7 separate regions of the Homo sapiens genome follow, and regions 2, 3, 4, 5, 6 and 7 are each linked to region 1. The links are chromatin loops, found by intact Hi-C in ENCODE. Cell type or tissue: mammary epithelial cell. All regions are shown on one strand. Each heading gives the region's core, and the rest is flanking DNA. Links, peaks and the distances in the headings are about the cores only. Region 1 overlaps PLCXD2 (phosphatidylinositol specific phospholipase C X domain containing 2). Region 2 overlaps LOC105374040 (a long non-coding RNA gene). Region 3 overlaps CD96 (CD96 molecule). Region 4 overlaps TMPRSS7 (transmembrane serine protease 7). Region 5 overlaps PHLDB2 (pleckstrin homology like domain family B member 2). Region 6 overlaps TAGLN3 (transgelin 3). Region 7 overlaps PHLDB2 (pleckstrin homology like domain family B member 2).

Region 1 (4,417 bases), core at 286-4,285:
TCAAACTCATATCAAGGTCTAGAACATAACTGGTACTCCAGAAAGTTCCTGCAAGCCCCTTCCTCATCAACACCTGCCCCATTCTCCCAGAGGCAACAGCTATACTGATTTTTTTTTCCACTGTAGATTAGATTTGCCTGTTTTAAAACTTCATATAAGCCATGAAAAATGTATTATTTCACGTGAGTTTTCTTTCACTTGGCATAATTGTTCTGAAATTCATCCACGTTGCTGCATGTATCAGTAGTTCGTTGCCTTTCAAAATCAATGAAGAGAATTCCATTGTATGTATATACTGCAGTTTGTGTATCCAGTTTCCTACACTGGCAGGATGGACACTTGGGCTATTGCCAGTTTTTTGGATATTATGAGTAAAACTGTTATCTGTTCAATTCTTTTACTCATTTTTTCATTTTCTTTTAAAAAAATTGTTGAGTTGTAGAAGTTATTTATATAGCCTAGATACTGGTCTTCTGTCAGATATATTTTGTGAATATTTTCTCCTAGCCTATAGCTTGTCTGTCAGTTTTCTCAGTGACATATTTTCATGAGCCGAATTCCTTAATTTTTACAGATTCTAATTTGTCCATTTTTTTTCTTTTATGGCTTCTGTGATCTAAGAACCACTTCAGTCCACTCCAAATTTACAAACATATCCTATGTTTTATTCTAAAAGCTTTATGGTTTTTAGCTTTTAGGTTTAGCTCTAAGAACCATCTCAAATTGATTTTTGTTTATGGTATAAAGTAGGAGGTCAAGGCTTACTTTTTTCATATGGATATACAGTTATTCGATCACTAAGTGTGGCTTCTTAATAGACCAATACTTAATCAGTTGTCTCACTAACGGTCTTTCAGTCTCATTTTATTAATCAAAGGCTTCCTAGGTGACAGCCAGTTATTTAGTGACATAAAGGAATAATGAAAATTCAATGTGATAATTTCTGCATTAATAGTAAGTGTAAACTACCACAGGCAGCATAGAGAAGAAAGCAATAAAGTGTACTCACAGTTTACATCATAGTAAAAACAGCTCAATACATACTCAGTAGGCTGAGAATGCTTTAAAGAAGACAGAAGAAACTCTCCCTTGATGCTGCCTGCCCTTCTTTCAGCACATATCTTGACTTCTCAGTTTTCCAGACAACCCTGTTCAGGCCTTGGTAGCATTTTGTCCTTCTCCTCTTTCTTTTTCTCTTACCATAACTATAATCAGTCCTGGGTCTCCTCCCTCTCTCAGTGGACTCTACAATCAGCCACGGGCTAAAACACATATCATAAATCAATCAATCTATCTATCTATCTATCTATCTATCTATCTATCTATCTATCATCTATCCATCATCTTATTTTTTTTTTGAGACGGAGTCTTCCTCTGTCCCCCAGGCTGGAGTGCAGAGGCGCGATCTTGGCTCACTGCAAGCTCCGTCTCCCGGGTTCACGCCATTCTCCTGCCTCAGCCTCCCGAGTAGCTGGGACTACAGGCGCCCGCCACCACGCCCAGCTAATTTCTTTGTATTTTCAGTAGAGACGGGGTTTCACCGTGTTAGCCAGGATGGTCTCGATCTCCTGACCTGGTGATCCGCCCACCTCGGCCTCCCAAAGTACTGGGATTACAGGCGTGAGCCACTGCGCCTGGCCTATATTTTTATATTAATAGCTGATTATGACTTAAAAGATCACCCTCCCAGGGGTACTTCCATTTTGAACGGGGACTCCTGAAGAGTGATAATAATAATGCTTCATACAGATTTTTGGGGAATTAAACAAAATAATACATGTAAAGTGTTTAGAAGAGTTTCTGTGATATGATAAGTGTGGTAAAAAAAAAAAGGTAAGGAATCATAACTGGAAGAGTGTGAGGTAGAAATATTTGGTGGCTGGGAGTAAGAAACTACACCTTAAAGAGGTCACATCCTCCTGCTTACGTGACAACATGTTGTGGTTTGGAAGTGAGAAGCTGCAAATACAGACTTCCTTAAAGATAGACCAAGGATACACAAGGAACCACACCAAGGACACAGTAGTACTGAACCTGATAGATTCAAGACTTCATTTTAAAAGCCTGAGTCAGTGTTGAAGTATGAGGTGCAGGCGCCCTCTGCTGGTCATTACAGGGAAATGAGCCTTAAAGGCTTGTAACTCCAGTCACTGCAGCCAGAGCCTCCTCACCTTGGAGGATCCCTGGAGCCTGAGCAGAGAAATGCAGTGAAAGGTATGTACCTGTGGTTTCCAGTGACAAAGAGTTCTGTGTCAGCTTCGGGTAGCATGTGTCAACCTTCTCCAAGGCAAGGATCAAATAATTAGGATTAAGTACGAAGAAGGGGAAATGCAGAACCCACAGTGAAGAGGAGCTACTTTATTTTCTCAGCTCTTGGTATTTACCAGGACAAGGGATCTGTGCAAAAGGCTGAACCTGACAGTGCTGACAGGCCCGTGAGGCAACAGTTCCCATGGATGGCAGAGCAGGAGGTTAAAAACTTCCCTTTGACCTTGGGGCCCAGCTGGGAACAAGGGTGGTCCATAGTGTTTCTGGGTGTCTTTACAAATAGGGATGGCATGTCTATTTTCTGCCAGCCACTGTGGCTGGCATTTTCATGTTAAGGCTACAATCTGATGAGGTTTATTAATCCTGTTTAACTGGTGAGAAAACCACAGCTCAGAGACCTCAGAAAACTTGTCCACGGCCACCCTGTTGCTCAGGGACTGCATTGATTTGCTAGGGCTACCATAGCAAAACACCACATACTGGTTGGCTTAAATGACAGAAATGTATTTTCTCTTGTTTTAGAAGTTGGACATCCAAGATCAAAGTGTCATCAGATTTCATGTCTCCTGAGGCCTCTGTCCTTGGCTTGCAGACAGCCGCCTTCTTATTGCATTCTCACATGGCCTTTCCTCTGTGAACACATATCTGTGGTGTCTCTTTGTGTGTCTAAATTTCCTTTTCTTTTAAGGATACCAGCTAGACTGGATTAGGGCCCACCCTAATATCCTCGTTTTGACTTAATTACCTCTTTAAAGGCCGTATCTGCAAATGTACCCACATTCTGAGGTAACTGAGAGTTGGGACTTCAATATGTGAGCTTGGGGATGGCGGGGATGGGACGGGGCACAACACAATGCACCCTGGAACAGGGAGCATGTCAGGCTGCACTCTCAGGCCTTCTGATTTCAGTCCATGTTCCCTTATAGAGTTCATGGATGCTCTGTCCTCAAGCTTAGGCAAAGCATTTTCATATGATTTCAGTGAGAGTGCCATGAACCTGAATTTCAGGTTTCTATAAGTCTGGGAGAAACCACCATGGAAATTGAGTCAAATGGCTATATTTCTTGTGGCTTCCTTCTACGGTGTTGAACCAAAATGAACAAGATCTTAGCTCCAAAGTTTATCGAAGAGTTAGGGGGTTAAATCCCTGCCGAGAAACCACCTCTACATTTGTAAGAAAATATACCCTGTCTTTTTTTTCTTGGTTTGAGCTGACCACCAGTGCCAGCGACCAGTTGTTAGGACAGACCCTCTGGGTGTTGGCACACAGGGGAAGGTCCTATGTTTGTTCAACAGCCCAGAGGAAATGACAGCCACACTCTGCACTGGCCTTTTGGAACAAACTCAACCAGAGCTATATTTTCCTCCTTCAGTTGATGTGCAGGACTAGGAATGCATGCATACTTGCAATATTCTTATGGCCGGCAGGGGGGCGAGATGCCAAAGAAAGTATCTTTCCAAGCTTGGGGACATTGGCTTGCTGCTAGCAGTAGTGCAAGGGCTCTGGCATAGTAGGATCCCTTGGCTTTGGGCGCATGCCAACATCATTATCTCTCATCATAAAGGAAAGAGCCAATGTTTCACTTGCAGCCAGATTAAAGTTTTAGGAATGTACAGATATGAAAAGCTTTGTGACATTGTGGGTTACTAGTTATAACCTGTGAGATATTACCAGATTCAGGTACTAATAAGACAACTGCAGGCCTGTGGAACAGAAAAGAATAAGCACAAAAATATGCAGTATCCAAGTCAGTGTCCAACGCTGAAAAGGGCAGTGGTCTAACGATCAGAAGGCCAGAGTCTGAGAGGTATTCTTGACTTTTACTAGCTGTATGGATTGGGGTCACTTAAGCTCCCTGAATCCCATCTAAAGAGGGGATGATAATATGCTGTAGACAATGTGCCATCCTAGAGGCTGACTTGATTTAAGAATCAAATGAAATCATCTGCAAAAAGCCATTTGATATTCAGAATATGGTATACAGATATAACTTATCCTTAGTTTTTTAAATACTCCCTCTCCATTATTAGTATGGCTGTCTGCACAGACTTCTTCACAGTGGTATTTCACATTGCTTTATAGAAATTTTCATGCCAGTTTCTGCTGCTAGACTGTGAGTTCCTTGACAGCAGACAGTATAATATTCAC
Region 2 (4,417 bases), core at 151-4,150, 86 kb before region 1:
GAGTGCAGCGGCGCAATCTCGGCTCACTGCAAGCTCCGCCTCCCAGGTTCGTGCCATTCTCCTGCCTCAGCCTCCCGAGTAGCTGGGACTACAGGCATGCGCCACCATGCCCAGCTAATTTTTTTGTATTTTTAGTAAAGACGGGGTTTCACCATGTTAGCCAGGATGGTCTCGAGCTCCTGACCTCGTGATCTGCCCGCCTCAGCCTCCCAAAGTGCTGGGATTACAGGCTTGAGCCACAGCGCCCGGCCCCAGTAATTTTTTTTATTGTTGAGTAGTATTAGCTTGTATGGATATATCATAATTTGTTCTTGGCTATAATGAACAAAGCTGCTATAAACATTTATGTACAAGTCTTTTGTGGACTTATGTTTCATCTCTCTTGGGTAAATTCCTATATCTAGGAGTAGACTTGTTGGGTAACAAGGCACACGTATGTTTAACGTGTTAAGAAATTGTCAAACTGTTCTCCAAAGTGACTGAGGTTGACACTTTCAAATTCTACATTCTTGCTAGCAGTGTATAAGACTTCTGGTTGCTCCACATCCTCCCCAGCACCTAGTATTGTTCTATTATTTTATTTTTCACATGAATAACTTTTTATTTTACCAAAAACTTGATATTGTTCTATTGTTATTTATGTCAATATTTTATTTCTCAGTGAAATTTATTACATAATTTTGAAGTTTTTCTCAAAATAAGAAGTGGCCCACTTTTTAGAAGCCCTGTGTGCAAATTAATTCTTACTGTTCAGCATCACAGTTATTTAAAAAGTCAAATAAACACTGCAGTTTAGCAAAGTTTTCCCCCCAAAATTTCAATGGTAAGTATTAGCTGTAATTTTAAATAAGAAATGAAAGTTTAATTGGGCAAAATCTGGACATCCACATGGAGTAAAGTAGAAACCTATTAGTCAAGTGATGTGGGACTAATTTTTTGAGGTTTAGCTCCATTATTACTGTACTTATGCTGCAGATAGTATATCTTATACTCTGCGTAGAAAACAATACATCAGTAGGTTGGGGCCTAGCATCATCATTTACTTTTTTGCATCTGAGGCTTCTTTCTTTATTTCTAACAGGTTGACCTGAACATCATTGGCTAAACATAGGAAATCAAGAAATTGTTAAAACTTCGCCAAAGTTTTCTACCTCTAATAGTTAAGAGATGATGAAGGGAAGACTCTGTTCTTCAGAAGAATTCAATAATGTCTTCTTTCACAGGCTTTAAAAGATTATCTCTTCAAAGATTCTTCTAACTTTTTGTTTGTTTATAGACCATGTGTTCTCAATAGGAACAATATTGTCCACCAAAGGGTGAAAATTGGTTCTTGGGGGGTTTAACATTTTCTTACTATTTTAATGTATAAAGCACAGATATACCTATATACAGTTCACAAACAACATAATGGTGTCTCTGTGGCATTAAATCTCATGGAGGAGAGGACGATCAGAAAAAATGTCTAAAAAGGCTTCTTTAGGGATGTGATACTGAACAAAAGTTTAGAAACTGAATTAGAGGACAGGAAAGGCACATAAAGAGTTTAAAGGGACTAATCAAACAGGACGTTTTCAACTGATTACATGAATTTGGTCTGAGACTGATTCCTCAGAATGCCCCCCACTCTCAAGATACCATTTCACCTGAAGTCATTAGCTTTGGAATAGAAAGGAACAAATCTACGCTTTGTTAAGAAATATTTGTAAATTGGAAATTTTCATTCTTTATCTCACTTTGTTTTAAAGCAACATCAGAGAAAAAAATTGTTATATCCATTTTTTATAGCTGAGGGAAGTAACGCTCAATGAGGTTAACACTTTCAAATTCTACAAAGAATACACAGTTTCTGAGTGTAATTAGTGAATGTAAGAACCTGAGTTTGTTTGATTTCAAAGCCCATGATTTCCTCCCACTCATGTGCTAGCCAGGGATTGCTGGTGGGTGAGATGGTGTTCCATTCTACTATCCTGAGTTCACTGAAAATTGACTCAAATGCCTGAGTCAGGAATTGATGTGTTCTCACAGCTCGAATTCTGGGAAGACTAGTGGTGGGGGTGGGGCTGTCACTAAGATGTCCAGGAGTTCTGCACGGGGTGGTGGGGGCACATTCTCCCGGGAAGTTTCAACTGGACTGGAGTTTACAGGAATCCAAGAGCTTTGGCTAGAACAGAACCAATCTCAGGATTGCAGAGAACCCTGTTAGTAGCAACCTTACATTCCATTCCATATTTGTCAGTGAGGGAGAGGCACTCTGATCCCCATCAGAAATTTGAAGAACCACATAAGTTTTGGCTAGCTGCCTGTTCCCTCTGCTTCACAGCTTAACGATGAAACTTTTGTTTGCTGTGTTCTTCCATCCTCTGCTCCCAAGTAGCAGATGCCAACCAAGGAATGACTGCTGATTTCAAAATTAGAGAGATGGCCATATAGACTATGAACATATAGATCATTTCTGCTTTTTCTTTTGTTTCTAGAGATTAGTATAAAACTTTTTGTACAACATCCCCTATACTCATTAAATCTGTGACATCCTTGTTGCTACCTGATATCATATATCTGCTTTATTTTATATTTCTGCTTTTCCTTTTCCAGTGACAGGTTGCCATTTTAAAGATGATTAATTATCTATCATTTGGGAGCAGGACCATAACCTTTAACTTTTCCTGACAGGACAAAAAACATGTGTTCACACCACCCACCCTTATTGATTCTCATGGTAAGGAAGAAGAGAGGATCATAAACTAGAAGTGAAAAAATGGAAGTTTTAGTGCTTTTTCTTTAAAAGAGAGAGAATGCATGATGCTTGCCTCACTCTGCTGTAACGAATGTAAGTTAAAACTAAAATACAGTTTAGAAAACTTTCACATATTACTCACAAGAACAAGCTATGAGTGTTGTTATTTTACTATTTGCTAAATGTATAGTACTAATGTCTCTTCTAAGGGACAAATATCAAGCATTTCACAAGAGGTTACACGTCATCTTGCTCTATGCTAGCATGGAAATAAATGAGAGTTGGGAAAACAGGAAATAAATATTCTAAGTTATCAGGGAATGCTGCCAAGGCATCATAGGAGTGTCATTAGTTATTTTGGTTTCTCAACCAAGACCTGAGATACAAGGCTAGTGGGTGGTGTCTAGGACAACACAGAGAAAATGAGGAAGCTCTTGGAAAGTGCTCTCCCCTTGCTCTGTCTCCCCTTTATTCTTCACTCTGTAGGCCAGATCCTCTGGAGGCAGAATGCAGCCACCACTGTGTTTACACTTTGGTACAAGAGAGGTTTCTTGTATGTAAGCACAGTGCTCCATGGAGCCATAGAGATAGCTGGTGGCACTCTGCAGTTTTCTGTGCAGTAGCTTGATAGACTGGAGAAAGCCTGAACTAGGAGCCAAAGTTTTGATGTTAGATGCATAATCATCACAAGTAACACAAATCAATTTTTAGCAAGTTACTTAAATCTTTCTATCCTGGTTAATTTATTGTTTTACATTCTAAAAATTGAGATAGAATTCATATACTATAATATCCACCCTTTATAAAGTCTAGAATTTGATGATATTTGTGATTACATTCACAAAGTTGTGCAACCATCACTGCTATCTTATTCCAGAACATTGTCATCATTCCAAAACAAAACAAAACAAAACAAAACACCCATATCCATGAGCAGTCACTCCTTACTCTTCCCTCCTCCCAGTCCCCAGCAACCACTAATGTATGTTCTGTCTCTATAGACTTGACTATTCCACACATTTCATATAAATGTAATTATATGTTATGTGATCTCTTGTGTCTGTCTCCTTTCACTTAGCATAATATTTTCAAGGTTCATTCATGGTGTTACATGTATCAAAATTTTATTTCTTTTTATGGGCAATAATACTCAATTGTAGCTTATTGTTTAGTCACTCATTCATCTGGTCATCCATCCTTCACCTACTCTTCACTGAATACTTATTATGAACCAGCCTTGTCCTAGGCTCTTGGGACACATTTATTCATATTTGTGACATGAATGAATAAAGGCACAAATTTATTAACTATTATATAAAGATAAATATGAGATCTTCATATCACCTCAGTTAAAAATATTGGGTGAACAGATTGTTTATGAGCTTTTAAAATTTTGAGGTCTTTGTATCCAAAGGAGACCTGAGTTCTTGTTTAGTTTCTGTGTCTACTTACCCCTTGAAACTTAGATTAGAGGAGGGAGGGAGGCCTGCTTCATGAACCCCAGGACTGTGGGTTATTTCAATGTGGCCCTGTGCTCAGAGGGGCCTATGCTTGTTTTAACACTCTGTTGTGACTGTCTTGAAATTCTTAATAACTTTTGAACAAGGGGCCTTGTATTTCATTTTCCACTGGGCCCTGTAATTTATGTGGCCAGTTCTGAAGGGAGCAAATATTTATTAAGTG
Region 3 (4,417 bases), core at 245-4,244, 140 kb after region 1:
CAATTTTGTGTTTTCTTCAAAATACTAAATTGTATGACTGCCAATAATAGGGCAATACAATTCCAAATAATTTTTTTTTGCTTGCTCTGCCCTTTAGAGAATTGAGGAACAATCTAGCAGCCTGTGTCCATAGGTTTGTGAAGTTATTTTCTCTTTGTTTATCTCATTTTCAAAAATAATTAATTGTCTATCCACCTCACTGCTTTTCTCTTTGCCTTCTTTAAAATTGACTTTCTAAAAAACACAGATCTTTGTCACAAAAAATGAAAAAAACATCCAAAGGCAGAGGCTTCCCTTCATTAATGGTGTTTATTAATTAGTGGTACTTCCTTGTACCACTGGGGAAAATAGAATTTTAACCTTTCCTCCTTAAATTGGCACGCTGCAGATAGTCTGCATTTTGAGTGAGGCCACAGTGGATTTCACAGCTCAGCTCCACACTCCTGAGAGTGCAGGTTCAGAGGGCCTTTCCTAAAGGCTCCTTTGCTGGAAGGGCTGGACCTGGATGGTCTCACCCCAGCTGGGCCTTGGCAGGATAGCAGGGGAGGAGGAACTTCTGCAGTTTCTCTGGGGCTATATTTATCACCTTCCTTTTCTCACTGACTTTACTCCACCTTGCTCAAGCAAGCAACTAAGACAATTAGACAACTAAACAATTAGATTTTGGCAGTTACAATTAAAGAGATTTCCAGTATTCTGAGAAATATTAACATTGTAAATAAGATAGTGGTCACCAGGAAATTGTTCTGTCTGTTATGGTTTGAATGTCCACTCCAAAATTCATATTGAAACTTAATCTCCAGTGTGGCAGTATTGAGAGCTGGGGCCTTTCAGAGGTGATTGAATCATGAGGTCTCTGCCCTTATGAATAAGATTAATCCATTCATGGATTAATGGGTTACTGGAGTCATGAGTTATAATGGGAGGGAAACTGGTGGCCTTATAAGAAGAGGAAGAGAGACCTGAGTTAGCACATTAGCAAACTCTGTCCCCTCGCCATGTGATACCGTGTGCCACCTTGGGATTCTTCAGAGAGTCCCCATCCGCAAGAAGGCTCTTACCAGATGCGTCCCCTCGACCTTGGACTTAGCCTCCATAACTGTAAGTAATAAATTCCTTTTCTTTACAAATTACTCAGTTTCAGGTATTTCATTGTAAGCAACAGAAAACTGACCAATACAGAAAATTATTGGCTTCTGTATGATTTTATTCTGTTAACAGAATCATCATTCTTTAGCATCCTACCCTCATCCCCCTGCCCAACAAGAATGACAAGTATCCAGGGAAACAGACTCCAGCACTGTTACCCACATGTGGCTGCTCTGCAGCATAATAGGGTGCTTCCTCTTCAAGGAAGAGCAGGGCAGGAGACAGGAGGATGCCAGTGAGTCTGTAGAACAAAAGCCCTTACCAAAAACCTTGACTGTGGTGGAGCTCCTCAAGATTTTGTTAGGACCGACTCTAATGTGGCAAGAGAACTTCCGCCCATCATCGAAGATTTGGACTGGAGAGAGGTGGAGTCTGTAGTCTGTACCAAGCTTGACTCTATCTTTAAGTAATGTGGAATTGCTGATGAGGTGATTTTGGGAGATAAGTGTTTCCTGAGTTCCATTATCCTCCTGGTGAGAAAAATTGTTACCAGTTATTGAGTCCTCAACTGTGCCAGCTCTGAACTAGGCATTCGACAAGCACTGATTCATTTACTTTTTGTAAAGTAGAGAGGAAGAATGAAGGATTGAAATTAGAAGACATTTAGTATATTACTAGAGAAAGTATGATACACTTGACTTTCAGTTAAAAACTATTGTTACCCTCTCCTAACAAATGGAAGCATTCTGTTCTTCTGACTAGAGCTTCTCCTTCATAATCTTCTATGAACTGTATATCTGGAGCAGGATTTGGGGTTTGGAATGGGCAGGACTAATGGCAGATTTTAATTTTTATTTAAGAAGTTCTGACATCTTACTGCTAAGATGAGAAGACTGTATCAGTGTGAAGATTTCATAAAATCTTCATTTAAACTGGATGATTACAGCTATCCCTAAATTCCTTTAGAAAATGACTCTTTGTCAGCTCCTCCCCGAGCCTGGACTAGGATCAGGTAAAGTGGCATTCTCAAAGTCTTGCAAGTGAAATGTTGACACCCAACAGTGAGTACCTCCTTAAATTTTGTGCCCTGGGGCAGCTCCTTGCCTCATTTCACAGCCTTGTTCTGGTCCTAACCTTATTCCCTTTCTTCTGTGTTTGTGTTAGCTTCAAAGAGGATGCATGAAGAGTAGCCTGAAAATGTTAATCTGAATTTTGGAGATCAGAGTATATTTGAGGTACTTGGTTCTTCTATCCCGTATCCTTTCTTCGGTCTGTGATGAAAAGCCCTATTATTCTCTCTGTGCCTGGAATTTTTTTGGACAAACTCCCTGGGGTGTCACAGTGTTGGTTGATGTCAATAAAAGTGCTCACTAGGGGCCCAGTAAGGAGGGGATTCTTGACGGGCACAAGGGTAGAGGATGGGTTAGGTCTTCATATCCTGTTAGTATGACTCAACATTCTCAGTTGAGCTGCTTTTAAAACACTCTGATGCACAAGCTTGTCTTCTAGAGATTCTAATTCAGTCTGTCTGGGATAAGGCCATAGCTAGGACAATTGCTTTTAAGGTACTCAGGAGATCCAGGGCTGACATCTACTGGCCTAACTCTAAACAACAGATGAATCCTTGTGTACAGTCATCAGGGGAAATGGAGGGAAGTAAAATGGAGAAGGGTAAACAGGAGTGCATTCAATGGGGGAAATGTTACAAAATAATGATAAGATCTATGAATTGGAATCTCTAGTTTTAAAAATGAGACAGATCAGGCTACAAGAAATGGAAACCACATTCAAGTATGGGCAGAAACAGAGGATGGACTAAGGTAGACTTCTTAAATAGTTTAAATAGAAAATTCCAGAATATACTTAGTAGAAACTCTTATGTAAGACACCGTTCTTTAGCTGAATCTGGCTAGGATTTGTGTCAGTCTTACATACAGATAGTATTGTGTTATTGCCTGCAAATAATCATACTCTGCTGAATTCTTTTTCCTGCAGCAATTTACATACCTTTATACCCTTAGAAAGAAGGACCCAAGAATCCGTGCTGCTGTTTTCCTAAGGAAGAAGAGCAAAAGAAGAAGGGAGAAAGACTGTATTACAGAGATAGGATCCCCCAGAGGAGCTCTAAGTATTGGGTGGGGACAGGAGAAGAAAGTGGAGAGCATGTCACTCAGCACTGGCAAGTCTGGAGGTCAATAATTAAGAAGGCAGGTACCCCCTGCAGATCTTTTGGCACAGGTACGTTTGGCAGCCTCTTGCTTTTTTGTGTGTCAGGATTTTAGAGTTGAAAATGCTCCTTGGTCATTTAGTATATGAATGCCATTTGGAACAGTTCCATCAACTGTCACTTTGTTGTGGGAAAAAGAGCAGTTACATGCTGAAGTTGGAGACTGGTGAGAAAAACTGCTTTTTTCTTTATTATATAGCAGATTGTGACTAGGTGGTTTAGTTGATAGAGAAAAAATACAAAACCTTCCAACTTATCCAAAGGTTGCTTTTTTCCCCTGGGCAGTTGACTTTTGCAGAAAGAAGGGTTTGTTCCTTCATTAGGAAAGATGGGATTCAGTTGCAAAGAATGCCCCGTAACCTACAATATAAGGAGATCCTAAGACATTCTAGAGTCTTCAGTTATAAAGGGGGCAGTAGCAAGAACTTACATATGAGTGGCTGCCTTCACAGAGCAAATGGGAGGAGAGGTGAAAAAATTAGCACAGGCAAACAACGAAATGCCTAGGACTGGGAGAGGGAGAAATAATACTAGTATTATGTTATGACCATTATTAAACTTTCATAATCTTATTAGTCATAGTTTAAATTTATTTAGCACCTACTATATTCTAAGAATTCTGCAAAGTCCTTTCAAGTCTTATTTACTTCTTACAACTATGTAGAATAAATTGAGGTTAAAAATTTGATCAAAGATCACACAAAGTAAGAGTTATTTAAGTCACAGCATCAAAAAGCAAGGAGGCCCAGAACCGGGGACAAATAAGTCTCAGATACAATTTGTACTAATAAGAACCAAACTATAAAATAATAATAAATAAAAAACCTTTCTGAAGTATCTACAGTGAGAAATTTAATAGAAATTTTAGAAAGCTAGAACCTTTCATGTGAGTTGTAGATTACAGGGGTGAGGGCAATTTGTTGATTGAAAGGGGCCTTTGTATGACATATTGGCCCACTTTTGATGATAGGTGTTTAGAGCACACCTCAACTCCTACTTGATAATAATGCTCTTAGCTAACCTAGTCTTCAGGAAACAGACAGATAGAGGCAAGAACCTGTATGTGACAGCCTTATTTCTACCAGTTTTTTCTTTTCCTGT
Region 4 (4,417 bases), core at 221-4,220, 330 kb before region 1:
ACTAACATAGCTCCAATGTCTTTAGTTAATCCTGCGCCACTGGGATTGTGGGGTAATCCCACATTGTAATGCTTCATTACAATGTTGACTATAATCATGGCAAGTATCAGGAGTCCTGCAGGAAGGAATGCTAAAGGAAAATTACCCAACAATCACCATTTAGTACCACAGAGTCCATGTCCACAGCCAGTCCCTGCAAGCTCCCCACAGAGGTCCGGTTTATGATGCTTGTCTGGATGGAGTCCTTCAAGATGGCGGCAACACAGTCTTCACAGAAGATGTGGCCTTTGGCACGTGGCATGACAAAAACAATCCAAAAGTGGACAAGGAGGCCGCCTTTGTTGTTGCTGCTATAACGAAAAAAGAGAGATCATCAGGGACCTCATAGGACTTTACAGAGAAGAAATACCCAGATGATGGATTCAAGGTAAGGCCAATGAGCACATCCTTCAACTGAAGCTAGCTCCCTTCTTTAGGTAGTCATTGACGTCTGTTATGAAGATTGGCAAAGGACAGCATCATGTTATATGTATTCAGACCATAGTGTTGGATTCTAATCTAAAACCATTACTGTAGAGTTGCGTCTCCATGGAGAATATGCTATTTCTATGGATATCAATCAGTATTCACTGCCATTAAAATTTAAAACCATGGCTGGGCATGGTGGCTCACGCCTGTAATCCCAGCACTTTGGGAGGCTAAGGCAGGCAGATCACCTGAGGTCAGGAGTTCGAGACCAGCCTGACTAACACGGTGAAACCCTGTCTCTACTAAAACTACAAAAATTAGCCAGGCATACTGGCAGGTGCCTGTAATCACAGCTACTTGGGAGGCTGAGGCAGGAGAATTGCTTGAACCCGGGAGGCAGACGTTGCAGTGAGCTGAGATCATGCCATTGTACTCCAGCCTGGGCGACAGAGCGAGACTCTGTCTCAAAAAAGAAAAAAAATTAAAACCATTACAATGTTTGATACTCTGCCATGTCCGGGGACTGTGCTAAATCTGCTTTATCCCATTTAATCTTATGAGAAGGTCCCATTATTATTCCAGTTTTATAGGTGAGAAAACTGAAGCCGAATACAACTCCAAGTCACATAGCTAGTAGCAGATCCAGTAATTAAGCCCAATTTGGTTTCCAGTCGGCCCCCAGAGCCTGAGCTCCTAATGACATAAATACTGCCACGTTTTAGGAAAGGAACATAACATGGCATTCTGCAGGAAATGACTTGGGAAATGGAAGGTTAAGGAAACTAATCAAGTTGCTATACTCCAAGGCTTCTCAGTGCTTTAATATGTCAAAGTGGATTGTGGATTGTGAATCTCTGCAGATATATTGGGAGTGGGTGGGGGTGGGATATAATATATGGTGCACGATTTTTTCTAAAAATTATTTGACCATGAATCCCCTTTTTTCTCAGAAGATCTCTAGTGACCAGTTTTTCACTGAACATTAAGAAATCATGGTCTGTGCTTTATTTTTGCCTCCACCCTCCACCCAATATGATAGACAAGTTTATGGCCATTTTGCACAGCAGCACTGCTATAGGGGTTCAGGATTCTAGCTATGGGGAGAAGGTCGGGATTTGGTGGATAAAGAGCAAAAACACAGCAAGAAAGAAGGGCAGTGAGTTGAGTCGCTAGTTGTGCTAATACAGTATGAATCCCCAACCACTTCCAAGAAGTTACTTGGGAATGGTGGAATCTCAGCCTTTTCATAGCCTTGAATGGACTTTAGAACAATGAACACAGAAATCTCAAAACAAGGGACATGCATTACCTGACATCTGCAACAACAGACTGCTCATAAAATTTGGAGAAGGCAGATGTTGTATAAACCAGGTTTATCTGAAAAAGAATAGTTGAGGTATCTGAAGTATTTCATACTTGACTTCCTTTTACAGTATCTTAAATGTTGTAGGCCCAAGCTCTGACAGCCAGCAAGAAGAAATGCAAGCCTCAAAATAAAGGCTCCTAACTCCACACCCCGGCATTATTTCTTGAATTCAAATAAATTCTTCCTGCAACAATCTTGAGTGACTTACTTTCATTCTGCTATCTGTGAAAAATCAGTGAAAAGTCATTTATTGCTCTCTTTAAACTCAAACTTAACTTCTGTATTCTCCCCACTGCAAAGGTTAATTTTCCCCACAGTTAACAAATCAAACTCATTTAAGTACATTTTCATAGTACAGTAGTCTGACCCAACGTCTTTTCTATCAGTGCACCAGCGTCGACCATATTCTTAAGGACACATTCTCACATTAGCCACTAGGGGGCGAGTGGTACCCACAGCCAGGTCTACCAGCCCCCTTCATAACAAACTCTAGGGAAGCGCCCCAGCCATTTTAAAACTTCATAATTGGATCTCAAGGGAGAGCTCTGTTTCAATCGATTTACCTTCTTGGCCCTTACCTAGCATTTCTAAAAGCAAACTCACTCTCTTCTCCCCAGTCATTTTCTCTAGTATTCCCCTTCCTATGTAATTTGAAAACCACTTACATAATTGCCCAAGATTTAAAAACAAAAAAATTTAACCCTTAGAAATTATGAAGTGTAGTGGAAACAATATAAGCTGTGAAATTTAAATTCACTGTGCAACACAGAACATGTTGCCTAAACCTGTTTAGGCAGGATTTTTTTTTTCTTTTTCTTTTTCACCTATAAAGTGGTAATCAAAACACCCACCTCCTTGGGATAATTTTAGAAATAATTGGTATACAGTCATATGCCACATGACATTTTGGTCAATGACAGACCACATATATGACAGTAGTCCCATAAGATTATGATGGAGCTGAGCAACTCTTATCATCTAGTGATTTGTGTTACAATTGCCTACACTGTTCAGTACAGTAACATGCCGTCCAGGTTTGTGGCTTAGGAGCAGTAGGCTATACCATCTAGCCTGGGTGTGTAGTAGGCCATTCCAGCTACGTATGTGTACACACACTCTATGATGTTTGTACAACAGTATCTCCATTGTTAAGCGACACAGGACTGTATAAATATTAGAGGCAAAGGGTTTAGTGACGTACCCAGTATATAGCAGGCATTCAATAAGTAAAAGCTGCTCTGAGCACTATTGTCTTTGATGTGCCCTCTCTCTCACCACCTTTCCTCATTCTACACAGCCAGTCATTGTGTCAAGTTCATCACTATGACAACCCTCTCCAGTACCGTGGAAATACAAATTGACAGCAACGTTCTAGTTGGTAATATGTGCCAAGAGCCATGAATAGATACTTTTCTATTTGTCCAAGTAATTATGCTTTTAGGAAACCACCTAAGGGAGTAGTCAGAGATACTCACAAAGAATGTGGCAGTTTTGCTGTCACATTATCTATAGCAAAAGTTGGGAACAGCCTAAACATCCAATAAATAGGGATTTGCTAACTTTGAGTCTATTGTAACTTATATTTTTTAAAGGAAGATTTACGTGCATAGAAGCATGCAATAGCATGCTAAGAGAAAATGTTAGTTTATAAAACTGAATATAATATTCCAATATTGCACTATTCTCTATGTCTGTGTATTTCAGAATAAAAAGGGGCTTTGTCTCCGGTGATGACATTAAAGAAGATGTTAGTTTTTAAAACATAATCATCTGAATTTTGCTAATTTTTATAATAAATATGTATTAGTTCTACAATGAGAAAGTTATTTTTTTACAATGAAGAGATTGCCAGGGCATCAAGGTTGAAATAAATGTGTACAATAATGGAATTAATCGGTATGCATCTAACTTCAGAACTGGAAGGTGTTTTAAAGGTCATCTGATTCCAATTCTTTTATTTTACGGTTCAGAAGAACTGAAGCTGAGAGAGCCATTCTTTTTTTTACATTGGAGCATGGGGGCAGGGGGAGAAATTCTATCTTATAGCCAAGATGTGCTAGATTTCATGTTTTCTTCTGACACCTTCCTTTGTCTACCCTGCCCTCTACTTCCCTAAACCCTGCTCACCTGTGACACTTGTGTTCCCCTCCAGCTTCATCCCCCACCTCCCCGCAAACCCACTCTACCCTAATACCCTCTACCTCCATCGCCTCACCACTTGCTGCACAGTCCGTGACACTGAAAGAAATTCCCTGGACTCCTTTTGTCGGTATTCGGGAAGAAACTCAATGTTGGTGATGCGAAACATCCCAGCAAAGTAAAAAGCATCTTTGCTTTCTGTTTTACCTGTAAAATAGGAAAGAACAAGATTCGGAGGCTTTCCCATCTGTGTGGCAGTAAGGAATTGTCTGAGCTATGTCAGTATGAGGCTCCTAAAATAATTTTATTTTAGGCAGCTACATACTAACTGGTTCAGAGCCTGTGAACTTTTAAATGTAGGTAACAACATCTATTTCATCAGCAGCAAATAACCGTATCTCAGAATATTCCTTCTGTCCACTCTGGCAAATACTTAAGAGCAAG
Region 5 (4,417 bases), core at 246-4,245, 180 kb before region 1:
GGGATATGGTCTTAGCAATTTTGAATAAGAAATACCAATTTATCCAAACCAAAAATTTTCAACCTGCAGTCATTAGACTTCACCAGAGCAAAGCTTTTGGCTATTTGCAACTTTAGGAAACTAATCTCACTGACTTCAGCTTCAGGGAAGATGAATTAGACATACTTTACCCTATTTCTCCCACTAAGTATAACTCAGAACCCTGTACATTATATGGGGAAAAAAACAGAAGACTCTGAAAGGTGGAAAAAGGCAGACTGGGGACCCAACGAAACACACAGAAGTGTGTCTCTGGGATTTCCCTTTGCCTCATGTATCCTAGTCTTAAACCTGATGAACCAGTGACTGCAACAACCTGCCCAATTTCCACAGAACTCTGCTGAGTGAACAAAGCCAAACCCACAGGTTACATGCTATATGGTTATATTGTGAAATGATAAAATTATAGAAATGGAGAAGAAATCAGTGGTTATGGGGGTTAAGGAGAAGGGAAGCTGGTATGGCTATAAAAGGCCAACATGAGAGACCGTTGTGGTGTTAGAACTGTTCTGTATCTTCACTGTATCAATGTCAATATCCTAGCTCTGACATTGTCCTATAGTTTGGCAAGATGTTACCATTGGAGGAAACTGGGTAAAGGATACACAGGATCCCTTTGAATTACGTCCTATGATTGCTTGTGAATCTCCGATTATTCAACATAAAGAGATTATTTTGTTTAAGTGACTTCTAATAAGCACCTTCATAACTAGCACATTGAGATGGCTGAAACAAAAGAAAAAGTGCTGGATGTGTTACCCTTGTAATGCTTGTTTTGGATTTTTTTTTTTTTTTGAAAAATCAATTTCCAACTTTAAGAATATTCTCTACAGCAAATATTCCCATAATCTTTTCTCAAGCTGGGGAAGAGAAATTCACATTATAAGAATTAGCCAGCGCAGCCTGGACGCGGTGGCTCACACCTATAATCCTAGCACTTTGGGTGGCCAAGGCAGGCAGATCGCCTGAGGTCAGGAGTTCCAGACCAGCCTGGCCAACATACGTGGCGAAACCCCGTCTCTACTAAAAATACAAAAATTAGCCAGGTATGGTGGCAGCTGCCTGTAATCCCAGCTACTTGGGAGGCTGAGGCAGGAGAATTGCTTGAACCCTTAGGAGGCGGAGGTTGCAGTGAGCTGAGATCACGCCACTGCACTCTAGCCTGGGCAACAGAGGGAGACTCCGTCTCGGGGCGGGGGAAGAAAAAAGAATTAGCCAGCACAATCACTAAACCTATTAGCTGATGATAAATTTTTAAAATGGTAGCTCAATAAATAGCTTTTAAATTTAGATATACTAAGCCAGGCATGGTGGCTCACGCCTGTAATCCCAATAGTTTCAGAGGCTAAGGGGAGCAAATCACTTGAGGCCAGGAGTTCGAGAACAACCTGGCCAACATGGCAAAACCCTGTGTCTACTAAAAATACAAAAATTAGTTGGGCATTGTGGCATGCACCTGTAATCCCAGCTACTCAGCAGGCTGAGCCGAGATCATGCCACTGTACTCCAGCCTGGACAACATAGCAAGACTCTCCTCAAAAAAAGAATAATAAATAAATATAGATATACTAAGTAATTTGACAACAAATATGGGGACCACTTTTACCAGAAACAATCAATAGTCCTCCTTCACTTAATGTATCTCCATATAAATAGATAGATAGATAGATAGATAGATGGATAGATAGATAGATTTTTTTTTTTTGACTGAGTTTCACTCTTTTGCCCACGCCAGACTGCAATGGCTCGATCTCGGCTCACTGCAACCTTCACCTCATGGGTTCAAGTGATTTTCCTGCTTCAGCCTCCGAAGTAGCTGGGATTACAGGCATGTGCCACCACGCCTGGCTAATTTTGTATTTTTTTAGTAGAGACGAGGTTTCACCATGTTGGTCAGGGTGGTCTCGAACTCCTGACCGCAGGTGATCTACCTGCCTTGGCCTCCCAGAGTGCTGGGATTACAGGCGTGAGCCAACACGCCTGGCCTCCACTCCTATATATTTGTTGGTCTTGATATATTTTCAGTTTTTATTTAGTTTATATTTCTTTCTACAAATTTTATTTATGATCTTTATTTCTTATTTAAGAAACAAGTGTTCATATATTTATTTATGATTTTAAAAAAGAATGAGACTTCTTCTATAACTGACACAGGGGCATACAGGGCCTCTTTTTAGTCCAAGTTGCTTTCTATATTTCAGCGTTTAGCCTGAGAAAGCTGAACCATGTGAAGAGTCAGAACATACATCTCTCAAATTCTTTAATGCATGGCACCATCAAGAGGCAATAGCTTGTACTGCTACTATAAGAACAGAGGGTTTGCTCTCAAGAATGGACTACTGCAATATAGAATTTCATGAAGACTTTAGCTCTGTTTCCCCAATGTGAAGTCATTAGATTATTGCCAAATGCTAATTTTTCCTTCTCACTGCTTTTCTGCCCATCTCTCCAAGTGAAGAAGAAAGAAAAAAGGTATGACAACCGTTTTTTTTTTTTCACTCTCAGTTAATGGAGGACAATTGGCAGCCCAACTTTGCTAATGATTAATTCCTTTAATATTTAATCAACATATACACACATACAGACCCACACATACATACATACACACACACACACACACGCAAACCAGCAATTTGTAGAGAGAAAGTCCTTGCTTTATTCTCTAATGACCCAAGGTGATCTGATGACAGATAACATTTTTCTTTATATTACCCAGTGACAAAAAATGTACTTACTTTAAGGGCTAATATCCAGAATCTACAATGAACTCAAACAAATTTACAAGAAAAAAACAACCCTATCAAAAAGTGGGCAAAGGATATGAACAGACACTTCTCAAAAGAAGACATTCATGCAGCCAACAAACATACGAAAAAAAAGCTCATCATCACTGGTCAGTAGAGAAATGCAAATCAAAACAACAATGAGAAACCATCTCACACCAGTTAGAAAGGCAATCATTAAAAAGTCAGGAAACAACAGATGTTGGAGAGGATGTGGAGAAATAGGAACACTTTTACACTGTTGGTGGGAGTGTAAACTAGTTCAACCATTGTGGAAGTCAGTGTGGTGATTCCTCAGGGATCTAGAACTAGAAATACCATTTGACCCAGCCATCCCATTACTGGGTATATACCCAAAGGACTATAAATCATGCTGCTATAAAGACACATGCACATGTATGTTTATTGCGGCATTACTCACAATAGCAAAGACTTGGAACCAACCCAAATGTCCAACAATGATAGACTGGATTAAGAAAATGTGGCACATATACACCATGGAATACTATGCAGCCACAAAAAATGATGAATTCATGTCCTTTGTAGGGACATGGATGAAATTGGAAATCATCATTCTCAGTAAACTATCGCAAGAACAAAAAACCAAACACCGCATATTCTCACTCATAGGTGGGAATTGAACAATGAGATCACATGGACACAGGAAGGGGAATATCACACTCTGGGGACTGTTGTGGGGTGGGGGGAGGGGGGAGGGATAGCATTGGGAGATATACCTAATGCTAGATGACGAGTTAGTGGGTGCAGCACACCAGCATGGCACATGTATACGTATGTAACTAACCTGCACAATGTGCACATGTACCCTAAAACTTAAAGTATAATAAAAAATAAATAAATAAATAAAAATAAATCCAAAAAAAAAAAAAAGAAATAGTGCTGTTTACTTAGAGAATAGATTGCTAATTTAGGGAGTGGGTAGCATCGTCAATCTACTCCTGTGCTGTCAAATATATTATACCTAATTTCACCTGGATTTTTTTTTTTTTGCTTACCTTAACATAAAAAAATTTAAAATGACATTCATGGCTCACATCATATTTCTGAGCTAAATCTGATAAACCCTCCAAACAAGGTAGGAAAGTTAAAAAAAAAAAAGGTAGAGAATTGACTGGCTATTTTAAACATTAGGGAAATTAAGAAAAGGCTCCACAGCAAAAATTCAGCTTAAGGCTTAGGCTGAATCTGAAGATTAAATCAACTTATGTACCTGACAATGGCCATTCTAGCTCAGAGTATAGGAAGAGAGCCATTGTTTCTCAAGATCCTTTCAAAAGTCTTGAGCCACTAAGTTTATTGGGTTGGTAAACAAACCTCTCACACCATCTGCAATTTAGCTGGCTTCTTCCAGCTAGTGCAGCCATTTTTTTAATAAATTAAAATTATACTCAGGATGTAGCAAATGGAAGGGCCACATCAGGAAGGAGATTCAAGTAAGACTGGAGGACAAAATAGTTTTCAATACTTAAGTTTGCCTTCACATTTCAAAGACATTCTTCTAAAAAAAAAAAAAAGATTAATACTATGACTAAGCAACAATAAGCATGCTCTTAACATTGTCCATTCTGCTATTC
Region 6 (4,417 bases), core at 274-4,273, 300 kb before region 1:
CACTGCCTGCAATTAGAAGAAAGTACATGGCATGCTAATTGGGTCTATAATTTAAGAAAGAGGAAAGATTGCTCTTTTAAAAAAATGGACTTGACTATGCTTCGGATCCAATCAAGCTATTACATTATTTCCTGTAGCTGAAATGCATAAACAAACTATCAAGAATTGGCACCTACCATATGAAATGGTTCTCAAACAATGCTTGGGAGCAGAGACGCTGATCTTACTCAGGGGGTGCAGTCACCTTAAGCTTGTTTATCACATGCACAGTGTGAGGGCATTACCAAGCCCATGCGAAAGATGGCCTGGAGTCTACATTATTCAAGAAGCTGACCTTGGCCTGTTTAAATGTGGAAATTTCACTTCTAAAATGTCCAAGGGAAATAGGCTTTAAAAGCACTCACAAGAATGTTGTGCTCATTTCTGCCAATAATGCTACTACAATTTAAAATTTTATCTTTGTGCTTTACAGTTACCATAGCAGTGAAAGATTCATAGTCAACAGAATTGTTTCAATTTCAATGACTGATTAAATTAGCAGTTTTGCTAATTTGAGGCCATGCCAATTAAATTTATTATCTACAGTAGTGCTGCACACTATTATGCCATTAAAGCTTTCTGCGAATGGTAACTAAAATGGCAGAATGCCTGCAAATAAAAAGCAAGATCCTACTACTTGACTGCAAATGCAAAGTGGGAAAAGAGGGAAAAATAATCTCAGGCTTTAGCTTGGATCACTTCTGGTGACTTTTGGGAAAATATATCGAGACAGATATTCTTTGGAACTACACACTGGATTCTCATTCTCTACCCTAATCGCCACCACTCAGGGTAAACCTCTGCTCTAGGTCCTCAAATTTTTTCAAGAGCCTCGTCCCTAGGTTACAATTATTAGATACAACTGAAGGGATGGGAGTCTCCATGGGGGGGGGGGTTGCATCTTGTTGGGAGGAGAAATGTCCAGGTGCTGGCAAGTCTACCGGTGCTCTTTTTACCTGCTCCTCACTCCAGCTGGGCTCCAGCACAGCCCTGAACTTAGCAAGCTGATTCCTGCTGGCTCTGAACTAATTTTGCTGTTTTCTCACCTCTCTGTGTCACTGGTACAGCTAGGGCAATGTGGGAGCCAGAACACGGCACATCCTGAAAGTTCTCTCCCAATCCATTCCCTTCCTGATGGAGGCTATTTCCCTAGGGCTCCTACCCCCAATCCCAAACAGGGACCTAGACACCCTCTGTTTCTCCAGGACTTTCCTCCCAGTTTTATTTCACTTTTTGGGATCCATCGGCCTCCCTCTCTTACTTTTGTGGCAACTCCAAGGTGAGGTTTTAGGTAATAATTCAGCTGCCATGGCTGGGAGACATCTTTCTGGGAATAGGCAGTTCACTGGTAGCTGTCAAAGGGTCACTAGAACTTCTAGCAGATACAGTAAACTGCTTAGGTGACCCACAGGCCAATTTTCTTTAGCATAATGGTTTTTCCTTTTTTCTTTTACATTAAAGGTCTTTTTTAAATGTTATACTGAATCCTAATGTGTAATACAGATATATCAGAGCTGCTATGGTTGAAGCAGGAGTGGGGGCCCAGGGTTCTGCCTCCTCAGCAGCCCTGCCCCCACAGGGATCCCATAGGAACCTCTGGGTAAACCTAGAACTGCAGAGAACAAAGAGAGAACACAGTCCAAAAAACTACCATCCAAACATTTAGAGTGTGGCAATGTCTATACTTTCATCTATTTTATCTTTTTCTTGTTATCCATTATATGGATAAAATACCTTATTTCTTTTCTTACTAGATATATCACATGTTTTTTTTTCCTTGTTTCTACTGGTAAGAAAGAATAAGATGAACTGATAATCCCCAGGCTTTTTTGACCTTTTAATGTTTTCTATCCACGGGGAAAAAAATCTCAAAAACCTATTCATCTTAGGCAAATCGCAATACCAGGCAATATCCTAGGGTTTTCAGGGTTTAGACCCTTTAAATGACTTTAGGAGAGCAAACTACATTGTCTATAACTCCTGGATGATGAAAAAAACTGTATAAATGTCAGCATCGGACCTAGGGTCTCGTCTGTAAGAGGAAGATGAATGCTAGAGAAGTGAAAACTGCTCATTCATCCAGTCATCTACCCACCCATCCATTCAATAAAACCATCCACCCATCCATTCTTCCTTCCATCCATTCAACAGATACTTCCTGGGCACCTATACAAGAGCTTCTCAAGAAACCGGGCTTTGTCTCCCGGGCTGTGTCCTCTACAGGTCTAGCACAATAAGCACAAAGTACATGCTCAAAAACTTGTTGTGGTCAAAGACTTTGTTCTTGAACTTATGTCTCTAGGCTCTCAGAGTGGGCGAAATGACTCCTAAACTTTCTATTCCAATTGCCAAGATAAACGCGATAATCTTGCAAGAGCGTCCTCATAGCTAACCTATATTGCTCAGCTGCAGCTTAAGCTTAATTCCATCTTTCTGGCCTTTGAATGGAAGAGAAACCAGTCCGGACTGTGGAGTCCTTAAGAGAAAGAATGAACTTTACACTGTAAGACACAAGACTAATTACTTTATTAGGTGCATTCTATAAGTTGAAGAGGAGAATTTTTGGCAAATAAATAAATAAATAAATAAATAATCAAACAGAGACTCTGGGGCCCGAGGAGCTCAGGAAAACGGAAGCGGAGTCTTTGCATAGTTCTAAATGAACAGGAGGTGGCAGCAGTAGGCAACGCGGATTCTCGGCGGAAATGCAGCACTTGCAAAAACCAGGGACAGAAGGCTTTGAGAAAGAGGAGAAGGTCAGAAGGTGACTAACTATTTCTTTTTCGTAGAGACCATGGTGTGGAACATTCGTCCTCTCTACCAGGGGCAGGATGCCGCGTCCTACATGATCTGCCTGGGCATCCCGTACCCTGTCATGCCCGCCTGGGAGGCTCCCTTGTTGCTGCCCATCTGCAGGCCTATTACGTTCTGTCCCTGGCGAAGCTGCTCCTCGGAAAAGCCTCTCCGATTCTGCTGGGCTTTCCTGGACAAGGAAAGTGAGAGGGAATAATGTCATTATGACAGTTTTCCAATCCTTTTCAAGATATGCAATTAGACAGGCTCTGCTGGGGGTCCCCAAATAGATCAGCAGGTCCTACCCTGAGCTGTGGTTATGAGCTATGGCCCTACTCTGAGCTATGGCCCTACCCTGCACTGTGGACCTACCCTGAGCCGTGGCGCTACTCTGAGCTATCTCTGGCCCTAGCCTGAGCTGTGGCCCTACCATGATGCATGAGCTCCCTATCTTTTAGAAGCCCAGGTGTTTTCCAGAATTCCAGCAAAGAGTAGGGCAGAATCAGTGGCTACCTCTCTGGGGAATTCACTCTCAGCTTTTCTTGTTTCTCTTTCTCCCCACTCTCCCTTCTTCCCCCACCACTTTAGGCCATCTCAGACTTCTAAGAAGAAGCCTGCTTCTTCTTACCCTTTCTCTCACAGCTACGTCAAGCCTTTGTGAAAATTAAAATTGGTTCTTCTTACAAAGCACATCATTAATCCCATTCCCCCTTTCCCTGTATAGGGCCAAGATGAATATACCCTTTTAGAGCCAAGGGACCTAAGAGTTAATGAGGGGAAATGTCGCACTCTAGATTAGAGGTCTGCAAACTTTGGTAAAGAGCCAGATAGTACATAATTGTGGTTGTGTAGCCACATGGGAACACGGTAGTTCACTAATAATACAGACACTAAAACCAGGGTTTCAAATGGCCAACCTCTCAGAAGTTTTCAGGGCGAGTGTTCTTTAAAATGACATAAGCTGGTAACTTTTTTTTTTTTAATAACTGTCAAGGAGAAGAAAAGGGGATGCTGGAAATGAATAATCAATTATTTGCCACAGGGCACTCTTCTACAACTAAATTACCCAGTTTAAGCTTCCTGCCTACCCTACCCCCTGAAAAAAAAATCATTTTAAAAAAAGACCCTTTACTGAGAGATAACCATATAATTTGTCATCCGGACTAGGACGCTGTTGAGAGTGAAAGAGAGTTCTATTAATAGATATACTGGGACAACATAGATATTAACCATGACTGTTCCAAACAAACATGACATATTTACCCTTTATTAAGTACACAAACAAAAAAGAAGGAAGGAAGGAGGGAGGGAGGGAGGGAAGGAGGAAGGAAGGAAGGAAGGAAGGGAGGGAGGGAGGGAGGGAGGGAGGGAGGGAGGGAAGCAGCCAGGCAGGCAAGAAAGCTCAGAGCTGGCTTAAGTCATAATAAAGCCAAGTTCAGACATGAAGCCACCTTCAAGAAAGGCCATCCAGTCCTGCTGAGCCTCAGGAGAAACAGAACCTGGGTGGAGCTGGGAGGTATCTGGTAGAAAAGGCCCAACCATTTCTGCTCTGGTTAGGTTACTGGCCTGTACAGAAGCATCAGTC
Region 7 (4,417 bases), core at 95-4,094, 250 kb before region 1:
TAACAGGTGTCAATATTGTGGCCAGCAGTCTCTACATGGCTCCGCAAATCAAAGTCTTCCTTCCGGACAGGCAGGTAGCGTGTCAAAGGACGAGCCTGGAAAAGTGCAAAACCCATTGCATCTATAGCTAATTATTTGTTTTGTTTTAGGTCACAGATGTTTAGAAGCAGAAATTAACTGTAAAACCTAAGCTTTAAAATGCCTATATGATTAAAAGAGCTTAAGATAAACAAAGCACTTATGATTTGGAGTCTAAAAAGTGGATAGTATTTTCAGAAAGATGCTGTAATATGTAGGGGAGAGGCAGATAAACTCAGGACAATTTATTCTATTCCTTAAGATGGGCAGTTGAGAAAATGAAAAATGGTCATTTATCTTAGTTTAAAAGATGTACTTTGCTCTTGTAATGAAGCATGAAGTTTTCTGGGCTGCTCCTTGCAGATGAGGACTGCTCCACTGTTAAGTTTCCAGAAGTTGTCCCTGCCACAGCTTAACAATCATTCTCAAGTAATCTCAAGCATGACATGATTGATTGAACACTATTTAGTAAGTACGGCCCCCACAGGATCCCACAAAGCTGTACTTGTCAGTTTACATATATTCCGATAGAAATTGAAGGCAGAGATTTATATTTTGAAAAGTAAAGCTAACATAAAGACAGAAGTGGAATCAAAACTGGACCTAATGTAATGAACTGTCCAGGACCAGATGCCAAAGGGATGTATTTAGATGTCTTTTATGTTACTGATGGCTGGTATGAAAGCCCGTCCAATCTAGGAAGCATATATCACCATGGGTGATAGTTCTAAAATGGTGTCTTATTTTATGCTGTTAAATAACCCCACCTCTTTGCCTCGGGGAAATGACCTAATTATATACTTGGAGGCAACACTTATAATCAGGATTAAAATAGAATTGTGCTTTTTGGTTTGGCTTCAGATAGTAAACACGCATGGATGACTTTCACTGCAAGTCAAAATTTGGCAGAGCGTTGGGCATGATGAAATAAAATAAACAAATTTTACTTTCTACTTTTCCTTCAATACTTAACGTTTGATTATGTGGTACTTTGGTTGTAACAGATGCTGCAGGCTTACTGATACCTCAAAGCATACAAAGTCTTAAAGATAGTCTCTAACTGCTATACTATCAAATGGCCAGCAACCACAAAGAATAAAAGTAATGGTATCTTTTGCCTTTGAGTCTAGTGAATCTTGATAAAATAGAGTTCAGCTTTAAATTACATAGTACTTAACAAAACTTTATGTTAGTTGCTCAGAAAACATATTATGTAAGCAGCTATAGTGACAAGAACAGAGATTCAAATTCTATGATGACCAAGATAAGACATTAAATAAAATGTGTGGTTTCTCCAAACTTTGCTTGAATACAACAAGCTTGTGCACAGGTGTTGAGGACTACTGTAGCAAAGGGAACACATGTGACAATACAGTGCTCAGAAAAAAGACAAAACACTACCACCATGACAAAGACACTGGACTTGGTGAAAAATTACACTGCTCTAGACTGTTTGCTTGTAAAAGATGGCTTAGTAGGACCTCTTCCATTCCCCAAGCAAAGGTTTCAGTTCAAATGTTGTATTTGTTTTCAGCAGCAAATCCAGGTGCATTTTTAAAAGCTGCTCAAAAAAGATTCTCTTTTTAAAATGTACTCCAAGGAATGGGTGGAAGAAAAAGTGCTGCTCCTGGCAAAACGTTCCATGCATGACTAAAGAAAAGTGTCATTTGGTTGGTGGTTCCCTAAGAGTTTTGAAATGAACTCACATTTTTTTTTTTTTTTTTTTTTTTTGCACAGGAATGCACACTCTTCTCTTAACCCTTACATGTCAAGTGCTAATGCTCAGTGCCCAGGAAAGCATCCTCAGACACAGAACAGCTGTCTTCTAGGAACTGCCACCAGGGGGCAACCTGCCCATATGCATTCAGATTGACCGACCAACCTGTGCCCTTTGTCTCTCCCTTATTTTTACTTCCTTTTCTATTAACTTCTGCCTCTGGCTAGTTTCTTCCTGTAATCGTTTTTCCAGGATTTCCCGGCGTCGTTTTTCTTCTTCCAGGGCTCGTTTTTTGGCTTCCATTTCCCGTTCCTAAACATTATGCATAACAATGATTATTTTAAAACATACTGGTTATACTTGAATGGTTCCAATCAATATAAAAAAGACAATTCTTACTAGACAAATCTTGGTTTGTAGACTAGTCTCTTATAATACATAACCTACAAGAAAACAACTCATAACCATGCCTGGTATAGCTTCCAAAATCATCATCTGCAGAAATGCAACCACTAAATTTAATTAACAATTAAATTGTGGTCTTCAGTGAAAATCCAGCTTGTTAATATATTCAGTCATTTCATCATTTCATATCAACCAGCAACTCTCCCATTTTAAATAAAAAGCCTCACAAACTGTACTTTAGCACTTATCACGTGATTTAGCCTGTCTTTTGACTACTGTCTTCTAACTGAAGGCCATGGTCCCTCTAATTCCTGTTGTTGCTCTGTAGTTTCCTGGCTGAAGGTCACAGAGGAAGCACGTGGGGAAGTTAGAAAAGGAAAGGAGGTGCCCTTCAGGGCAGGATGCAAAGGCATTTTGGGGGATTCCTAAGGAAGTCAGATTCTGACTTGAAATACAGTCATAAAAACGTGGGATTTTAAATATTAAAATAGTGCAGTTAGCACAAGCTGGGAAGGAAGAAATAATGCATAAAGACATGACATTCCTCCCTGCTCCTTGGCAGGAACACAAAACAGCCATCAAAAGACAAAAAACAAAAACAAAAAACAAAAAAAAAACACACACAAAAAAACACAAAGTGTTCATTTCGGTCTATGTCAATACTATATATATATTTCAAGTTATGGAAAATCCACTGCAGTAGAGAGCCTTAGAAATCATCTAACACCTTTATTTTTCAGATAAGAAAATGAGACTGAGAAAGGTTGAGTGATTTATTCCAGGAACACACGGCTCCTTAAGGAGGAGTATTGTCTGATGCCAAGCGCAGGGCTCCTGCACCACGGTATCACAGACCTCCGGCATGAAAATATGAAGCTTACCCTGGATTCGAGCAGCCGCGTCTTTTCTGCATGAGCCTGCTTCAAAAGTCTCTCCATTTCTTCTATTCTAGCAATATTTGAAGTGCTGGCACTGAATGAAACACCAAAGCCTTTTGAGAATATTGGTTTAGACTGAGAAGTCTCTCTAATACATACACACACACACACACACACACCCCAGACACACACACACACACACACATGGGGTCAAGGGAGGTGCATAACAAAATCCAAGCATATATAATTTAAAGAATGTTACTTACGAGTCATTGGACCGAAGAGGCAAATCAATTCAACTCTGAGAATTGTAGGTGACACTGACTTACCTCAGTTTAGAAGACAAAATATAGGCAAGCAAAATAATGCTAATGCTTTACTCATAGGTAAATAAACCAAAACCAAATCTTACAAAGTGTGACTTCTAAATGCTTCCTCCAAAGTCTAAAAATAATGACCCATGAGAGTCCTTCCCATTAGTTTAATGACTTAAAGATATCAGACCAACAAGACTATCACCAACGTTCTATATAAATGACACCTAATGTTTGGAGTCACTTTATTCAGTTGTGGAATATGTATTATGAGCTACTTTTTGTTGTCCCTTTATATGTGTGGACACTTTATTTATTAAATCATGATGCCAATTAAAACATGACTTCTCCTATAGGTGCAATGGATGGATAGTGGCCAGTTTTGTGAAGAGTACCCCCTCATGATACCAATGAGAAAACTGTATAAAGAGATTTAAGAGCTTCAAAAGAAATGATGGAAAAGACATCACTCAAGTGAAAGATGAAACCAAAGGGAGTGAAAGGTGCAAGAACAGTCAGGGTAACTAACAGACAAAGTGAAAACTTGAAAATGTTTAACACAAAACAGGAAATTTTATTTTCCACCGCTTACATTCTATTTGACTGTTCTGGAAAAGAGAGACTATAACCTAGGTCAAAACTTATTTACTTTGCTGTTTCAGCTATGGAAACCATATGCTATTTGTAATGCATGTGTACTTTTGTACTCATTTAAGTACCTGCCTTCTTTACTAGACTCTCTTGAGGACATACAGACAGACTTTCGTGCCTGTATCCCTGTAGCATAGAACCTGGCATAGAGTAGGGATACATGTTTGTTAGACACATTCATATAAAAATAAATTCATTAAAAATTCATATAAAAATGAAGAATCAGAGACCTCTTGGTTATAGATACTTATTAATATAGTATTCTCAAATTATATTTTTGTAAATCAAACCTAGGATGGTTTAAATCTAGGGCTAAGAGTTCTGTTGAAGAGAACACAGGGCATACAGTTTATTCTATAATCAGTACTGACAGC

The links. Hi-C counts contacts between places; a loop is a spot of excess contacts. Peaks named below come from ENCODE experiments on the same cell type or tissue, not always from the same donor. Only the 100,000 strongest peaks of a DNase experiment are listed, where the experiment ranks them.
Region 2: it touches region 1 in a loop (6-fold over the local background); 10 of 110 quality-filtered maps call a loop at or near these places.
Region 3: it touches region 1 in a loop (7-fold over the local background); 8 of 110 quality-filtered maps call a loop at or near these places.
Region 4: a loop joins it to region 1, with 7 times the contacts of the local background. A loop is called at or near these places in 23 of 110 quality-filtered maps.
Region 5: it touches region 1 in a loop (9-fold over the local background); 6 of 110 quality-filtered maps call a loop at or near these places.
Region 6: it touches region 1 in a loop (14-fold over the local background); 29 of 110 quality-filtered maps call a loop at or near these places.
Region 7: it touches region 1 in a loop (14-fold over the local background); 108 of 110 quality-filtered maps call a loop at or near these places.

Annotation. Positions count from the first base shown.
Region 1 is chr3:111,715,406-111,719,822 of GRCh38, reverse strand. All of the region lies in intron 3 of PLCXD2 (phosphatidylinositol specific phospholipase C X domain containing 2), which reads right to left. Among named protein-coding and RNA genes, the nearest start is that of PLCXD2-AS1, 40 kb to the right of the region's middle. In mammary epithelial cell, for the core only: CTCF peaks have their summits at 2,113 (motif pointing left) and 3,685; a DNase peak (open chromatin) is centred at 2,102; H3K27ac peaks cover 988 bases.
Region 2 is chr3:111,801,113-111,805,529 of GRCh38, reverse strand. LOC105374040 (a long non-coding RNA gene) reads left to right here. Exons shown (of 4, transcript XR_924333.4): 4 at 1,082-4,417. It also overlaps a transcript of PHLDB2 not described here. Among named protein-coding and RNA genes, the nearest start is that of PHLDB2, 56 kb to the left of the region's middle. In mammary epithelial cell, for the core only: no CTCF peak of the experiment used is centred there; DNase peaks (open chromatin) are centred at 2,179 and 3,029; H3K27ac peaks cover 3,412 bases.
Region 3 is chr3:111,576,229-111,580,645 of GRCh38, reverse strand. CD96 (CD96 molecule) reads right to left here. Exons shown (of 14, transcript NM_005816.5): 4 at 1,412-1,619. Among named protein-coding and RNA genes, the nearest start is that of ZBED2, 17 kb to the left of the region's middle. In mammary epithelial cell, for the core only: a CTCF peak has its summit at 2,679 (motif pointing left); a DNase peak (open chromatin) is centred at 2,655; H3K27ac peaks cover 433 bases.
Region 4 is chr3:112,041,683-112,046,099 of GRCh38, reverse strand. TMPRSS7 (transmembrane serine protease 7) reads right to left here. Exons shown (of 18, transcript NM_001395507.1): 3 at 4,050-4,180; 4 at 1,778-1,845; 5 at 157-350. Among named protein-coding and RNA genes, the nearest start is that of TMPRSS7, 9.2 kb to the right of the region's middle. In mammary epithelial cell, for the core only: a CTCF peak has its summit at 2,268 (motif pointing right); a DNase peak (open chromatin) is centred at 2,279; H3K27ac peaks cover 250 bases.
Region 5 is chr3:111,893,174-111,897,590 of GRCh38, reverse strand. All of the region lies in intron 2 of PHLDB2 (pleckstrin homology like domain family B member 2), which reads right to left. Among named protein-coding and RNA genes, the nearest start is that of PHLDB2, 36 kb to the right of the region's middle. In mammary epithelial cell, for the core only: a CTCF peak has its summit at 2,323; no DNase peak of the experiment used is centred there.
Region 6 is chr3:112,012,015-112,016,431 of GRCh38, reverse strand. TAGLN3 (transgelin 3) reads right to left here. Exons shown (of 5, transcript NM_001008272.2): 5 at 2,547-3,022. The coding sequence ends at 2,881. Among named protein-coding and RNA genes, the nearest start is that of TAGLN3, 15 kb to the right of the region's middle. In mammary epithelial cell, for the core only: a CTCF peak has its summit at 2,710 (motif pointing right); a DNase peak (open chromatin) is centred at 2,711.
Region 7 is chr3:111,965,368-111,969,784 of GRCh38, reverse strand. It overlaps PHLDB2 (pleckstrin homology like domain family B member 2), which reads right to left. Exons shown (of 18, transcript NM_001134438.2): 14 at 3,082-3,172; 15 at 1,961-2,107; 16 at 1-95. Among named protein-coding and RNA genes, the nearest start is that of ABHD10, 11 kb to the left of the region's middle. In mammary epithelial cell, for the core only: a CTCF peak has its summit at 1,915 (motif pointing right); a DNase peak (open chromatin) is centred at 1,924.